Regions from separate parts of the Homo sapiens genome. Here region 2 is linked to region 1. Evidence: read pairs that join two places in POLR2A ChIA-PET (ENCODE). Cell type or tissue: K562. All regions are shown on one strand.

Evidence for each region. ChIA-PET counts read pairs that join two places held together with the same protein. Peaks named below come from ENCODE experiments on the same cell type or tissue, not always from the same donor. Only the 100,000 strongest peaks of a DNase experiment are listed, where the experiment ranks them.
Region 2: POLR2A ChIA-PET joins it to region 1 with 6 read pairs; 9 of 35 experiments call an interaction of 5 or more read pairs at or near these places.

What each region holds. Positions count from the first base shown.
Region 1 is chr9:131,078,091-131,083,090 of GRCh38, reverse strand. It overlaps LAMC3 (laminin subunit gamma 3), which reads right to left. Exons shown (of 28, transcript NM_006059.4): 23 at 3,793-3,942; 24 at 930-1,032. Among named protein-coding and RNA genes, the nearest start is that of AIF1L, 16 kb to the left of the region's middle. RefSeq lists an enhancer at 3,494-4,057. In K562, no CTCF peak of the experiment used is centred here; DNase peaks (open chromatin) are centred at 125, 848, 2,338, 4,170 and 1 weaker place; H3K27me3 peaks cover 4,819 bases.
Region 2 is chr9:131,133,884-131,138,883 of GRCh38, reverse strand. NUP214 (nucleoporin 214) reads right to left here. Exons shown (of 36, transcript NM_005085.4): 8 at 3,880-3,986; 9 at 2,878-2,944. Among named protein-coding and RNA genes, the nearest start is that of NUP214, 11 kb to the right of the region's middle. In K562, no CTCF peak of the experiment used is centred here; DNase peaks (open chromatin) are centred at 937 and 1,885.

The sequences.
Region 1 (5,000 bases):
GTCATTGAATGTACCTTTTTCTAAATATGACTCTAGATACTTAAGCACACACGGCCACGCCTTTCCGACAGGAAGTCCCCAAACGATGGGTGACTAGGACTTCAAGCCGCCAGGAAGCTGGGGAACAGGAGCACTGACCAGCCCATCCTCTGCCCCAGAGGGGCTGGGTCCACAGCTAGCGCTCCATCTCTTCCGGGCAGTGGGCAGGGCTGGGGAGGGAGGCCACAGAACAACAGCAGAAGCCTGACTTCTGGCCTCAGACCCCAAGAGACATCTGGGGTTCAGAGTGTGTTCCTGCCTTATCCAGCCCGTTGGATAAGGAGCCACAAACAAAGGGTGAGGGGGCTTCTCTCTGGAGCAAATTGGGTATCACAGAAGCCCATCACACAGGTGGATACTTGCAGAATCGTAATACTTGCTGGCTTCTATTCCCAGCTTAGCTCTGACCCAGGGATGAATAGCAATTCCTTTCCTCAGCCTACCCATCTGCAAAATGGGGGCACTAGACTGGCATCAACCCATAGCCCCTTCTAAAGAGAAACTCCATCTGCTTCCCATAGCCCCAACTCAACATTGGACCCGGACAGCCATATTTGTATCAGATAACTAACTGGAGCCCAGGCCAGAGTGGACTTGACCTGGTTGAACAGCCAATGATGTTAGAGTCTCCTCTCACTTGGTCTGGAGGGGCTCTGCATGTGGTCTGATGACCTGGGGTGTATGGGATAGCCACATGGGCAAGTCCGAGGTGAGTGATGTATGAGATGGGGCAGGATCCTGAGAGGTGGAGGGAAAGTCTGTTTGGCTTAATTAAGCCCACAAGACCAGACTCCTGTCCTCTGCAAGCCTGCCCTGGCTGAGGCGAGAGGTGAGTGGCTGTCAGGGGCGTTCGTCATTACACAGCCTAGTGGTCAGCTGGACTCACGTACCTTCCAGATCAGCCAGCAGAGTCCTGGCTCCCATGACAGTCACTGTCGCAGCCTGGACAGATGAGGAAGCCTGGGTCAGGGCGGCTCTGGCCTCCTGGTGCAGCTGGAGAGAGATGAGGAGAGGCTGGGCAGCTGGCTCCACAGGAGCAGGGCCCAGGGGCAGCTCAGTGGGCACCAAACCCACATACATGGGTGCCCAAATCATCACCAAATCCCTGACGCTGGGTCACGCTGTCCACCAGGAGCACCTGATCTGTGTTATTATACAAAAGTTGAACTCCGAATGTCTCCCAAGAGATACCTGTCCACAAAAGCCCGGAGGAAAACTAAAACACTAGAATTAAAGGAACGAGAACACCTGAACATCTCTTTAGAACATGTTCTATTGGCCAGGCACAGAGACTCACACCTGTAATCCCAACACTTTGGAAGGCCGAGGTGGGCAGATCACTTGAGGTCAGGAGTTCGAGACCAGCCTGGCCAACATGGTGAAACCCTGTCTCTACTAAAAATTTATTTAAAATTAGCTAGGTGTGGTGGTGCATGCCTGCAATCCCAGCTACTGGGGGAGGCTGAGGCGGGAGTATGGCTTGAACCTATGGGGCAGAGGTTATAGTGAGCGGAGATCAAGCCACTGCACTCCAGCCTGGGTGGCATAAAGATTCCATCTAAAAAAGAGAGAGAAAGAAAGGAAGGAAGGGAGGGAGGGAGGGAGGGAGGGAGGGAACACTGCTCTATCTCAGCAAGTGGATGTGAAAATCGCAAATCTGTTTATGACACCACCTTGACTTATGGAAGATCAGTTTCTTCCCCACTGCCACTCAACAGGACTAGATACACTGAAAGAATTTGGGTCTGATAGATGAGTGGGTAAACAAAATGTGCTTCATCCACACACTGGAATATGACCGAGCCTTTCAAAGGGAGGAAGTATAGATCCAGGCCGCAAGGCAGGTGAACCCTGAAAAGGTGATGCCATCAGGAGGAAGCCTGACACCATCGGCACATATTACACGATTCCATTTCTGCAAAAGAGCTGGACTAAGGAAATCTACAGAGACAGAGAACAGAGTGGAGGCTGCCCGGGCCTCGGAAGTGGAAATGAGGAGGGACTGCTGAGTGGGCATGGAGTTAGGGGTGGTGAGAATGTTCTGAAACTAGACTGAGGTGGAGGTGGCATAACATCGTGAACGTGCTAAAGCCATTGCATCTAAAATGGGTGTTTGTATGCCACGTGAATGTCACTGTAACAAGAATAAATAAATAGTAGTTTGAGGAGCCACTAGTACTGCCTCAGGCCTATTCTGATTGCTCATGGGGTGGGGAGGAGGACGAAGGCATGGGTGCTGTGGTGGGGTGAGGCATCTGTACACGCTGGGGCCTGGCCCTGACTCCTGGGGAAGTCACCTCTCTTCCTGGCAACCTCACCCTGGACGAGGGCAGTGGACCAGATCAGCAGGTGCTACCCCGGGGGCAAAGCCAAACTCCCCGGGTAAGCGGCAGGCACTGGGCTCAGCTCTTCAGATACATTCTCATGCCTCACAGACAGCCCCCTTATCCTGTCTTTAAAAGGAATGGAAGCCGGGTGTGATGGCTCGTGCCTGTAATCCCAGCACTTTGGGAGGCTGAGGTGGGTGGATCATCTGAGATCAGGAGTTCAGCCTGGCCAACATGGTGAAACCCCATCTCTACTAAAAATACAAACATTAGCTGGGCGTGGTGGTGAGGGCCTGTAATCTCAACTACTCTGGAGGCTGAGGCAGGAGAATCGCATGAACCTGGGAGGCAGAGGTTGCAGTGAGCCGAGATCGCGCCACGCACTCCAGCCTTGGTGACAGAGTAAGAGTCTGTCTCAAAAAAAAAAAAAAAAAAAAAAAAAGGAATGAGGCTGGGTGTGGTGGCTTACACCTATAATCCTAGCATGTTGAGAGGCCGAGGCAGGTGGATCACTTAAGGCCAGGAGTTCGAGACCAGCCTGGCCAACACAGTGAAACCCCATCTCTACTAAAAATACAAAAGAATTTAGCTAGACACGGTGGCACACACCTGTAGTCCCAGTTACTCTGGAGGCTGACCCAGGAGAATCACTTGAACCCGGGAAATGGAGGTTGCAGTGAACCGAGATTGTGTCACTGCACTCTAGCCCAGGCAATAGAGCAAGACTGTTTCAAAAACAAAATTAAAAACAAAATTATCGGTACAGCTGCCTTGGAAAGTGGCCGCTTCTCTGCAGCTTTCAAATGAGCCATGAATGAACTAGAGAATGAACTAATGAATGGAGGCATGAGAGAGAATGATCCCAGGATGGTGGGTGTGGCCCCGGGTGCTGCTGCTGCTGTCCTCTGTCAGTCTATCCATCATCTCTTCTCGGGGTATCAGGGTCCCCTCCCCTATCTCAGGCTGTATGTGGAGTTTTGCAGGAGGCACCAGAGGGATGGACAGAGCTACTTCTTCTTTTTTCTTTTTTTTGAGATGGGGTCTCACTCTGTTGCCAGACTGGAGTGCAGTGGCGCGATCTCAGCTCACTGCAACCTCCACCTCCTGGGTTCAAGCGATTCTCCTGCCTCAGCCTCCCAAGTAGATGGGACTATAGGCACATGCCACCATGCCTGGCTAATTTTTTGTATTTTTAGTAGAGATGGGGTTTCACCATGTTAGCCAGGATGGTCTCAATCTCCTGACCTCGTGATCCACCCGTCTCGGCCTCCCAAAGTGGTGGGATTACAGGTGTGAGCCACTACACCCGGCCGGACAGAGCTACTTCTGTCTCTGCCCTTCTCCCTCCTGCAACCCTGACCCTGGATCACCTTCAGGGTAGCCCCAACCTCTCCCAGGTCCCCTGCTTCAAAGCACAAGAGCTGACCTTTGTGAGGGGTTCTGTTTGCCGTAGCGTCGCCTGGGCAGCAGTCTGGAGGGTTCGGGCAGCCTCAGTGGCCATGTGCTGCCATGATGCAACTGTCTTCTCCAGGGCCTTCGCCTTCAGGCCCAGGTCTTCAGCCCGGGACTTCTGAGGCTGCAGGGAGACAATGCGCTCAGGCAGGGCCTGGAAAGGAAGGGCAAGCAGCGGATCCTCTCCTTGGGGGAGGTGCCCTGCTGGGCTGAGGCGGCGGGTCTGCCCCTGGCTGCCAGCCAAGAACCCAAGCCCCCTGAAAACCTGGTGAGCCTAGCTGATGCCCCAGGTAGCTCGGAAGCCCAGAGGCAGGAATAGCAGGGGTCAGGCTTTGTGTGGACCCCTGGAGGCAGAGGGCCCAGGGCGAGAGGAGCCAGGCTGGGGAAGCCCTTACTTGGGGCTCAGATGACAGTCCTACCAATTTCTAGCTGCGTGGCCTTGAGCAACCCAGCTAACCTCCCTGACCCACACTGCCCCACTGCAAAGTGGGAATGCTTCCCCAGCTCCACAGCCCTGAACTGAGATCTGGGGGCTGGATGGCTTCCGAATGCAGAATTTCCCAGACTTATAGGAGAACTGTGCAGGTTCTACCTATGACCTAACACCCTGAGTGGTGCTGGAAGCAGAACCTGGGCTCAAACACACTAACAGCTGTGCATTACTCTCCGCACGCAGTGGGAGGAGCAAAGATCTCAAATAAGCAGCCTTGGGCATCAATCTGGGTTAGCACTTGTCCCAAATGCATTTTTATAAGCTGAGTTTTTTTTGTTTTGTTTTGTTTTGTTTTGAGACAGAATCTCACTCTGTCACCTAGGCTGGAGTGCAGTGGCGCAATCTCAGCTTACTGCAAGCTCCGCCTCCCAGGTTCATGCCATTCTCAGCCTCCCGAGTAGTTGGGACTACAGACGCCCGCCACCATGCCTGGCTAATTTTTTTGTATTTTTAGTAGAGATGGGGTTTCACCATGTTAGCCAGGATGGTCTCGATCTCCTGATCTCGTGATCCGCCCGCCTCAGCCTCCCAAAGTGCTAGGATTACAGGTGTGAGCCACCGCGCCCGGCCAAGCTGAGTTCTTTAATGTTCAGTTTCTGAGTTTTGGGATTTCAGGGTTACTGAATCGACACGATGGACCCGGTTCATGCAGAGGTGATGAGTATAAGGCGATGAGCACAGAGGGGTCG
Region 2 (5,000 bases), 56 kb before region 1:
GGGCCAGGAACTCCAGCTGATCTCTACTGCAGTCTTTCACAGAGAAGCATGTAAGGCTGGTCTGTGCTCAGATGCCCTGCGCTCACTCGTCTATAGAGACAGAGATAACCTTAGTTCTTCTTCCCAGTTCTTGGTACCAGTTCCTCAGGCTGGTCAGCTTTCCTGTCCCCAGATTCCTTGAGAAACTACTAAGTCTTTCTAGTAAACTCCCTTTTTGCTTAAGTGTGCTTGGATAGGCTCTGTTCCTTCCAACAAATGACTCTTGGTTTTTAAAATCACTAACATTTTGCCTAACTTTCAGTGTTGACCAGACTGGGAAGCATGAATCACAGGGGAATAGTGCTTAAAGACCAACAAAGAAAAACAGGCTGGATGTAGTGGTTCATGCCTGTAATCCCAGCACTTTGGGAGGCTGAGGCAGGTGGATCACCTGGGGTCAGGAGTTTGAAACCAGCCTGGTCAACATGGTGAAATCCCGTCTCTACCAGAAATACAAAATTAGCTGGGCGTGTTGGTGTGCAACTGTGGTCCCAGCTACTTGGGAGGCTGAGGCAGGATAATCACTTGAACCCGGAAAGCAGAGGTTGCAGTGAGCCGAGATCATACCACTGCACTCTGGCCTAGGTTATGGGGAGGGGAGGGGAGGGGAGGAGAGCGGAGGGGAGGAGAGGGGAGTGGAGGGAAAGGAAGGAAAAGGAAGGAGAAGGAAAGAGAAGGAAGGAAGGAAGAAGAAAAAAGAGAGAGAGAGAGAAAGCAAGCAAGAAAGCAAGCAGGCAGGCAGTTCAGGAGAGGGAATGAAATCACACTATGTGACTTAGCTATGGAGCAGGTAACAGACACGTTCATATTAAACAAAAACAATCTCAACTTTTAAAAACAGTCTACAGACAAGATAAAGATGACTTATCATTGTAGGACAGAATGCAATTTTACAAAAGAGAAGACGCAGATAACAACTGGAAGGCTACCAAGGGAAAGGGTGGGAGTGCTAAGACATTCCTCTCACAAAGTGGAAGATCAAGAGTTATCACCAGACCGGGAGCTGTGGCTCATGCCTGTAATCCCAGCACTTTGGGAGGCTGAGGCGGGCGGATCACCTGAGGTCAGGAGTTTGAGACCAGCCTGGCCAACAAGGCAAAAACCTGTCTCTACTAAAAAATACAAAAATTAGCCAGGCGTGTTGGCGCATGCCTACAGTCCCAGCTACTAGGAGGCTGAGGCATGAGAATCGCTTGAACCAGGGAGGCGGAGGTTGCAGTGAGCCAAGATGGCGCCAATGCACTGGGTGACAAAGTGAGACTTGGCCTCAAAAAAAAAAAAAAAAAAAAAAAGATACCACCAGAAATGAGGGTAAAAAACACCAATTAAAATTACAAAGGTTCACCAAGATAAGAAATTAAAACAACGCTGTAACTCTTGAGAGGAAGGAGGGGACTGGGGGCCATGTGTGAGCTAGATCATCATTTGCCGTACAGTCAGTAAGGTCTAAAACTAATAACCAATTACTAGTTATAAAGCAGATTTTTCTTTAGGGATAAGGTGGCAGCATTATAAGAAAATGTTTACAAATTAAAAACAGTCCCCTCTAGAAAGCAAACAGGTAGGGCAGGGGTGATTCTTTTCACTTATAAGCCCTTCTCTACTATTTACTTTTCAAAAACATGAACATAAATTATTCTGATAGAAAGTAAAAATAAAATTGCATTTTTAATGTGTGAACATATGAAATACTTGTACTAATAAGAAATTATTACTGAGGTCAATCTAAGATAGTTCTAGAGCAGCAAATCAGATGGCTGAACTCTAGCCTCATCCAAAAGCAGCCACCCCTAGACAATGAGAGCCATGGCCCTCCTAATGGGCCACCTGGCCACCCAGAGAGTGACAGATAAATGCCAATGGTTGAAGAGGCACAAAGTACCTATGTATGGGTGGAGCACAAAGTATCCATGTGGGGAGGAGAAGCACTTGCTTCTTATTTATAAGGGTGCACTAAAGATTTTTAAGTTCAAGCCAGTTTTAAAAAGAAGTTTCCCTTCTTTCGTTGTGCCCTCTCTACAGTCATTCTGCAAAATCTACAAGTGGATAGCGCACCACCACTACCTGGGCCCACTGTGTCCCTGCAAGAAAGACAACGTGAAAGAAGGTTCTTGTATGCAAAGGTGCTTTGCTCCTTCTGACAGTTTTTCAAAGTCAAACAGAAAGTACTTCTGGTGAATCACAATTTAGTGTCATCTGCATGTTTTTCTTTCATAACTGAGGATGGATTATCATTAAATTGTATAGAAGTTGTTTCAAGCAACAGGAATAAAACAAAGATGACAAAACAGGACAAGGCAGAAAAAGCCGCCTACACATCAGGCATACTCCAGTTGGAGGTTAACTGCATGGTATGTTTCCACAGACAGGGGTTGGATCCTAAAAGAACAGAAGCGAAGGAAGTGCTAAGTCTGACACCCGTGTTTCTCCATGCAATAGCCAAGCCATTTGGCCAAGGCACTCTGTCACTGAAGCTTTGCTGTCACGCAGAAACTTGATAAAACAGATGTGAGATCATGTATACCTTAACCACATATAGTTAATTCCCTCCAAAATCTTTTTCAGAAAAGTACCATCAGGAGTTTGTGACCAGCCTGGCCAACATGGCGAAACCCAGTCACTACTAAAAATATAAAAATCAGCCAGGTGTGGTGGCCCGCGCCTACAGTCCCAGCTACTTGGGAGGCTGAGGCACAAAATTGCTTGAACTTGGAAGGCAGAGGTTGCAGTAAGCTGAAATTGCACCACTGCACTCCAGCCTGGACAACAGAGCGAGACTGTCTCAAAATAATAATTTAAAAAAGAAAGCACCACAGAAGTGACAAAAAAGAGATTTACCTGATCACTTTGTCGAGCAAGGATACTAACTTCTGTTGAAGCCGCAGATGCTGCCAGCACTAAATCCCTTAAAGAATAAAACCAGAGACCATTACGTTCAAATACAGCAATAGTTCTAAGCTAACCTGGGTCTGCAGGTAACACCTGTGAGGGCTGCCTCCACATGTCAAAGAGAGAGTAAGGTTTTTTATCTGGTTGAACAAAGGTGGGAAGATTCTAGATGTAAAGCTGAACTTTTTAGTTTCTGTGAGAAAGCCCTGTAGAATCAGCTCAGTGCCTACCTACATGAAGACAAAGGAAAGACACAACAGAATCAAGTCACAGTTCACAATCAATATGCCATCCAAAGGCAGAATAATGTAGCTAGAGGGATGGAAGCTTTGCTTTGAGTAATCTCCATTCCAAAGGGCAACTCTGCTCTCAGGAAACTTTTAATATATTCCTTGAATATCAATATTTTCGTAAGTCATCACTAGGGGTTATTGAGAAAATTAGATTTTTGAAATTAGTATGTATTTAAGATAAATAATTCAAGATTGGGGAAACAGAAATAATAGAAAGACATTATCAAGAATCAGCTGAAAATATGTTCAAGGCATCTCAGCCTCCATTTTCCTCTGTAATGGAAAAGATTTCAGGCTGGGTGCGGTAGCTCACACCTGTAATCTCAGTACTTTGGGAAGCCAGTCTGAGCAACATAGCAAGATCCCATCTCTAAAAACAAAAAACAAAAACCAAAAAACTTATTTAAAAATAAGCCAGGTGTGGTGGCATGTGCTTGTAGTCCCATCTGGGAGGCTGAGGTGGAAGGATCACTTGAGCCTGGGAGTTCCAGGCTTCTGTGAGCTACAATCGTGCCACTGCACTCCAGCCTGGGTAATGGAGTGAGACCCTGCCAATCCATCAATCAATCAATCAGAAAAGATTTCAACATGGGACAAGGTGACTCAGGTGTGATCTTCCAGTGAGAGCAGGAATGCCCTGTCCAGACTCTCTGCTCACCATTCCTCAATGTAACTGAGGTAGTAATGATGCTGTCTCTCCGTGCAGCTGCCATAACAGGGCTCCATAAAGTTCACAAATATCTCTGGGTGCTTTTCTTCTTTTTTCTACAATGAACAAAGCAAGAAAAAAAATTCTCATGTGCAATTTTTCTCAGATCCCACAGCAAAAGAATCTCAAATAATAAATCATTTAAAGTTATATGAGAATATTTACTCAAAGTCCAGATATACGGACATGGTATAAAGGCAGCACTTAGTACAAGGAGTACAAACATTGGCCATCAACCGAACTGCATTTAAACTCTGTTCTGCCACTTTCTGCCCACGAGACATGCAGATTTTTCAACCTTCCTGATACTTAGTGTTCTCATGTGTATACTAGACCTACTAAGCCTACTTCAGAGGCTACTGTAAAGTGTAAAATGAAATGATACATACAAAACTTCCAGCCCAGTACATGAAACATAAGTAGCAGTTAATAAATACTAGTGTTAATATTATCCCCTAGAATAGAAAAAACCTCTAATCTTAAAATAAGGCATCTAGATAAACATATTTCAAAAACTCAACCTTATTAGAAATCCAAAAGAGTTAAAAACAAGACATCTTTTTCAAGTATCAAATTGGCCTCCCTTGACACACAATCTCAAACACATACCAGTCATCATCTATCCCTAACACGGCTTTATTTTCTCCATCACTCTTATCAGTCCTTGATCTCACATTTAGTATTGACTATCCCATTAAAATGTAAGACCAGCCAGGTGTGGTGGCTCAAACCTGTAATCCTAGTGCTCTGAGAGATGAGGCGGGAGAACTGCTTAAAGCCAGGAGTCCGAGACCAGCGTGGGCAACAAAGCAAGACCCTACCTCTGCGAAAAATTTAAAAACAGCTGGCTGTGTTGGTGCATGCCTGTGGTCCCAACTACTCGGGAGGCTGAGGCAGGAGGATGGCTTAAGCCCAAGAATTTGAGGCTGTAGTGAGCTGTGATCGCACCACTACATGCCAGCCTGGGCAACAGAGTGAGATTCTGTCTCTAAAAAATAAATAAAAATTAACAACAACAACAAACTTAAAACCATAAAAGCAAGCCCATCACCTTGATCACTGCTATATAC